Linked DNA regions of Homo sapiens: region 2 is linked to region 1. Evidence: chromatin loops called from intact Hi-C (ENCODE). Cell type or tissue: heart left ventricle. All regions are shown on one strand. Each heading gives the region's core, and the rest is flanking DNA. Links, peaks and the distances in the headings are about the cores only. Region 1 overlaps LOC124901268 (a long non-coding RNA gene). Region 2 overlaps ATXN1 (ataxin 1).

What was found. Hi-C counts contacts between places; a loop is a spot of excess contacts. Peaks named below come from ENCODE experiments on the same cell type or tissue, not always from the same donor. Only the 100,000 strongest peaks of a DNase experiment are listed, where the experiment ranks them.
Region 2: a loop joins it to region 1, with 2.2 times the contacts of the local background. A loop is called at or near these places in 51 of 110 quality-filtered maps.

Annotation. Positions count from the first base shown.
Region 1 is chr6:16,769,476-16,772,390 of GRCh38, forward strand. LOC124901268 (a long non-coding RNA gene) reads left to right here. Exons shown (of 2, transcript XR_007059480.1): 1 at 1-2,915. Among named protein-coding and RNA genes, the nearest start is that of ATXN1, 9.5 kb to the left of the region's middle. In heart left ventricle, for the core only: CTCF peaks have their summits at 1,675 (motif pointing left) and 1,887; a DNase peak (open chromatin) is centred at 1,656; H3K27ac peaks cover 563 bases.
Region 2 is chr6:16,408,732-16,411,646 of GRCh38, forward strand. All of the region lies in intron 6 of ATXN1 (ataxin 1), which reads right to left. Among named protein-coding and RNA genes, the nearest start is that of GMPR, 170 kb to the left of the region's middle. In heart left ventricle, for the core only: a CTCF peak has its summit at 1,145 (motif pointing left); a DNase peak (open chromatin) is centred at 1,155.

The DNA.
Region 1 (2,915 bases), core at 159-2,658:
AGGAGTTAATTTTCCTAGATCGCAATGGTGATTCAGAATTGCATATCTTAGTTCATGATTGGGTTTTTAAGAACCCAGTTCGACCCTTTGTACAGAAAGGAATATATCAAAGGGAAAAATGTTGGCAGATCTCCTTATGCAATCAGGGCAAAGGAATTTATACCACATTCAACTCTTTGATTTCTCCAGATCTGGCTGAGGGTGGGGTTTCCATATTTGTGCTTTGGCAAATGTGTCCAATAATTAACTCCTCCTGATATATGCCCCTAGTGTTCTTCCAGGTTATCATGTGCTTATTTGTGCATTTATTAAAACCAGAAACATTTTTGCCCCTTCATTGTTTAAATACTGTGTCTGAGTAATACAGGTTAAATAGACAACAAGAGCCTTGCCTTTTAAAGACTTTACTCCCCACCTAAAGAGGTGAAGGAGATATCATTTAAATAACATTATGCGTGTGCATATACCTTCTATATGGAAAGCCCTTTCTTCTCCTCCCTCCTTTTTTTTTTTTTTTTTTTGCATGGAGATTTTATCCTCATGCTTTTGAGATCCGGCTCAAGCATCAACACTTCTGTGAAGTCTTTCTTGATTATCACAGGAGTCTGCGGCTCTGCCCAATGTGTGAGTCAGAGAAGTGCTATTTTCTTATTCTTTTTATTTATACAATATTTTTTTAAACCTCTAACCGAAAAAAACAGGGCCATAAGCACAGATGGAGAGAGTATCCTAAGTGGGAGCTCTCTTACTTGAATACTTCCTGCTACTCCCAAACCCATTTGACCTCCCTTACAGTTTCAGCGTGCAACTGCGCTTCCTTTGTTTATGCTCCAATTATGTGACTCCCCTCCACTGATCAGTTTTTCATGTAACTTTCCACTGCCCTCTGTTATGAGTTGAATTGTGACCCCAAAAGATACATCGAAGTCCTAACCCCAGTAACTATGAGTGTAGCCTTATTTGGGAGTAGCATTTTTGCAGATGTAATTAGTTAGGATGAGGTTTTACTGTTTTAGGGTGGACCCTAAATCCAATGCAACTGTTGTCCTCATAAGAAGAGAAGACACAGAAACAGAGGAGACACAGGGTAGATGACCATGTGAAGACAAGGCAGAGACTGGAGATATGCTGCCACAAGCCAGGGAATGCCAGGGATTGCTAGCAACCACCAGAAGCTAGAAGAGGCAAGGAAGCCTCCTCTCCTAGAGCATTTAGAGAAAGGATGGCCCTGTTGACACCTTGATTTCAGACTTCTAACTTCCAGAACTGGGAGGGAATAGATACCTGTTGTTTTAAGCCACCCAGTTTGTGGTACTTTGTTATAGCCATCCTAGGAGACGAATGCACCCTCCTTATGAGATCCATGATTCCAGGTCTGTTGGATTCTCCTTTCTTCTCTTTATTTACGTATATGGCCCTACCTCTTCCTGCTGCAGATACTCCTAGGTAATCTGTTCTGGATGTACTTTTGGTCTTGCACCTATGACAATACCAATAAACAAAGAAAAGGTCTAATGGAATAGAAAACTTACAGAGTTCTAGAACCGCCTCCTCGTCATCCCAGAAAAACATCTGGCTTCTGGCTCCAGGCCTCAGAGAGCACAAGTACATTACACTCCTGCACGGGGCGTCAGCTGGTGTCGGCGTCCTCCTCGGCCCTCCTCAGCTCCCTCTGCTGGGCGCCCGATGCACCAGCAGCTTCCCTCTTCAGAAGTAGTCTTCCAGCATGTGGGTGGGGTTGGGGTGAAGAAGAGACCGCAAAAACTAAATTAATTTGATATTGAGGAAATACAATGCTAATTGTTTGGCTTTCTTTTACTGTCTATTTGAGTGTTATCAAAGTGCTTATGAAGACCTTGGTCTTTCTGATTCTCCTTTTTCAAAAAACCAAAAAAAACCGAGAAGCTCATTTGTTTCAGGAAGTTTCCCTGAGCGAGTGGAAGGGGAGGCCTCACACTGAAGCCAGAATACAAAGGAAGTCCTCTTGAGATGGATAAAGCAGTTCTTACATGCAAATCTCAGAAAATGGCAACTCCATCTTTCCACCTGTTCAAGCCCAGAACCGCTGGCAGTGTCTTGACTCTCTCGTCAGACCCCACATCCAATTTGCCAAAAATCCAGTTAAATCTACCTTCAAAACATATCCAGAATCTGACCATTTTTCAGCCCTGGGACTGCTACCACTGGAGTTAAACCACCACCGTCCTTCGTCAGGGTTACTGCGACAGCCTCCTAAATTGGCCCTTACTTCTCCAGTTACCGGCCCACACCAGTCTACTGCCTGCATTAGGTTGATGCCACAGCTCTGCTCAGAGACCAAGGGCTCCCCCAAGGTCAAGTAAAAGCCCTTCATGGCCTACAAGGCTGGCCTCGATCAGGTCCTCAACTTTTCTGATCTCATCTATCCCTGTCCTTGCTCCCACACTGCCAGCCTCACTGTCCTCTTTGCTGGTCCTCAAATAAGCCAGCTGCTCTCTTGCCTCAGGGCCTTTGTATTAGCTGTTCCCTCGGCTTGGAATGCTTTTCCCTCTTGTGTTCGCATGGCCCACTCCTTCATCTTCTTCAGGTTATTTTTTCTAAGAATCAACCTCCTAGTGAGGCCTGCTGTGAACACCCTACTAAAAATTCTACTCCCTCACTTTCCCGATCCACCTTGCCCTGCTCATTTATCCCATAAATGTGTTGCTTTATAACATTCTATGTCATCTACTTTGTTTGTTTGTTTATTGTCAGGAGGGCAGAGATTTTTTTTTTTTTTTGTCTGGCTCATTCATCTAGAATAGTTCTTGGCACATGATAGACACCCACTAAATAGGCATTGACTATTAAATGAATTAATCAGTAATGTTTTCCAGAACCTACTATGTGCAAAGTTCTGTCAGCCCCCAACACAATGATTATCTCATTAGGAGCTA
Region 2 (2,915 bases), core at 86-2,585, 360 kb before region 1:
TTAATTCCAATTTTAAAAAACCTGTTTTTTAGAGTTGAGGTCTCTGTCATCCAGGCTGGAGGGTAGTGGCATGTTCTTAGCTCACTGCAGCCTCAATCTCCTGGGTTCAAGCGATCCTCCTGTCTCAGTCTGCTGAGTAGCTGGGACTACATGGATGAGCCATCATGCTTTGCTTAATTCCAAAATTTAATTCTTACCTTGGCACCCAAGAGGGTGTTTGGCACACAGTAGGTGCTTCATAAAAATTGGTGACTGAACAAATAAAAAGAATACATGGGTTCTAAGGTTTAGTCAATCAAATGGTGCAATGAGCCTCATTCTTCACCTAAACTGGTTAAGTATACCTCAGTCATTTAACCTAATAGAAACAGTCATTATAATCAAATAATGTCACAGGATCGATATTTCCTGCTAAGGAATAAATGACTCGGACTTGCTTTGACATTTATTTTCTAAAACTTACTCAGTTTTGCCCCGATATTTATACATCAGCAGGAGATGGTTACCCCGAGAAGCTGCTCTGTTCCACACAATTGCCTTAGCGTCTGTCCTCTTTATGAAACTAAAAAAAAAAAACCACAGTAACTGTAGTTGTTATGAGCACCAACATTTTAAGTCTAATTAAAAATTTGACTTGCTGGCCAGGCACCGTGGCTCATGCCTCTAATCAAAGCACTTTGGGAGGCAGAGGCAGGTGGATCACTTAAGGTCAGGAGTTCAAGACCAGCCTGGCCAACATAGTGAAACACTGTCTCTACTAAAAATACAAAAATTAACCTGGCGTGGTGGCTCACGCCTGTAGTCTCAGCTACTCGGGAGGCTGAGGCAGGGGAATAGCTTGAACCTGGGAGGTGGAGGCTACAGTGAGCTAAGATCGTGCCACTGCATTCCAGCCTGGGCAATAGAGTAAGACTAGGTCTCAAAAAAAAAAAAAAAAAAGAACTCGACTTGCCGTTTATGCAATTTCAAAAGCTGGCTTTTGTAGGTCTAAAATTGTTGTAAGACAATTTTAAAAGCTTCCAGACGTGCAGAATCTGGGGCTCTTCTTTGCCCCCCACCCCACAGCCTCACATGTCTTGGTTTGCGGCTTTTAAACAGCGAGTTCTAGAGAAGTTCCACAAAACTGTGCTCCACCTGCTGGCCTTCTGGGGAAGCTGCGTCTGGGCTGATGATGCTGGTTGCGGGTTGAGCGAAAACAAGGAACAGATTTGAGTTTGTCCAAAGCATGCTTGGTACTTGAAAATTAACCCTTCAAGACTGGGCATGTGTCCAGTGATGCTCTGAAGCTGGCAAAGATGAGCATCAAATCACCAGACGTGCATGGAGAGCATGAGCTGAACGACCGTCGTGATAGGCTTGGCAGAGGATGAAGCAGAGGGTGGCACCGGAGCCCTACCTGGGTGCTGGCACTGCCTCGGCCTCTTGCTTACTATGACGCCGTGTGAATCACAGCATCTAGCGGCCCTCCTTCCCCCTTACTATGACTTCCAATTTTGAAATACTGTGACTCTGCTGTGTACTTAATTGACATCTCTTTCTGAAGGAATTTACAATCCAGTTGATGATGTAAGACCCACTATCATAAGCCAATTAGAGAACCAAACAAGTGCTGAAGGGACCCCTATGGAGGCAGAGAACCTGAAATGAACAGTGAAGACTAAATCTGACTTACAAAGGTGAGGAGCAGGGAGTACATTTCTTTCCTAATGCTTGCACTGGGATTTCTGACGAATACCTCAGAGGCTATGTTGGGCTTTTTCTGATGTAGCGATATTTTGGAGATTATGGTTCAACCAGTGATTTGTCTAAACCTGTTTGAGGATTCTTTCTAACATATCATTCCCTTCCCTACATAAAGATAATATGCAAAAAATCCAAAAGGGTGCAATCATTTGTTTTACTAGAATCTTCTTTATGTTCTAAAGTCTTAATCATGCATTTCTTTCAAATTGTGAGCCTCCAATGAACTACAAGCTTGTCAGAATTACATCTATTCAGGTCATATACAACATCCGTGGAGCAAAGTGAATTTGAAGTTAAGTCTCCTCTTAGTGTAGCAGTACGTATTTTGAATGAGAACGGCCAGTGCTAAAGATGGAAAATAGGTGGGTGGCCAGGCACAGTGGCTCACGCCTGTAATCCCAGCTCTTTGGGAGGCCAATGCAGGCGGATCACTTGAGGCCAGGAGTTTGAGACCATCCTGGCCAACATGCTGAAACCACGTCTCTACCAAAAATACAAAAATTAGCCGTGTGTAGTAGCACATGCCTGTAGTTTCAGCTACTTGGGAGGCTGAGGCAGGAGAATTGCTTGAACCTGGGAGGCGGAGGTTGCAGTGAGCTGAGATCACACCACGGCACTCCAGCCTGGGTGACAGAGTGAGACCTCTGTGTCAAAAAAAAAAAAAAAAAAAAGAAAAGAAAAGAAAAGAAAAAGATGTAAAATAATTTGAAAACAAAAGCCTAAAGATGCTTGCTGAAATCAGCTATTAGTCTGTTCTCTTCAGGAAAATGACATATTATGCATAATTAATAATAATAATAACATAACTAATTTTATGTCTTATTGACTCTAAGGTATGGCTATCTCTATTTACTACTACCTCATATGACTTTAATATTGATATTGAATTAAAGTCAGTGCAAGATCTGTAGTACATTAGTAAGTATGCAAAAATGGGAAATTGAAGCCCTGTTTATAGGTGGTACTCAGAGAAGGCCCAGGGTTGTTGGTGCCAACTGGAAAAAGTTTATATCTGATTATATTAATAGCAACATTGATCTGGCATTTTGCCCTGGCATAGTTTTTTACCTTCTTGAAGGTTAAAAAAAAAAAATCTCCCTGGCTGCATCAGGATTTAAGACATTGGGGAGAAAGAAAGGATAAAGAGGGAACAAGGGCAAAGATGAGGATCA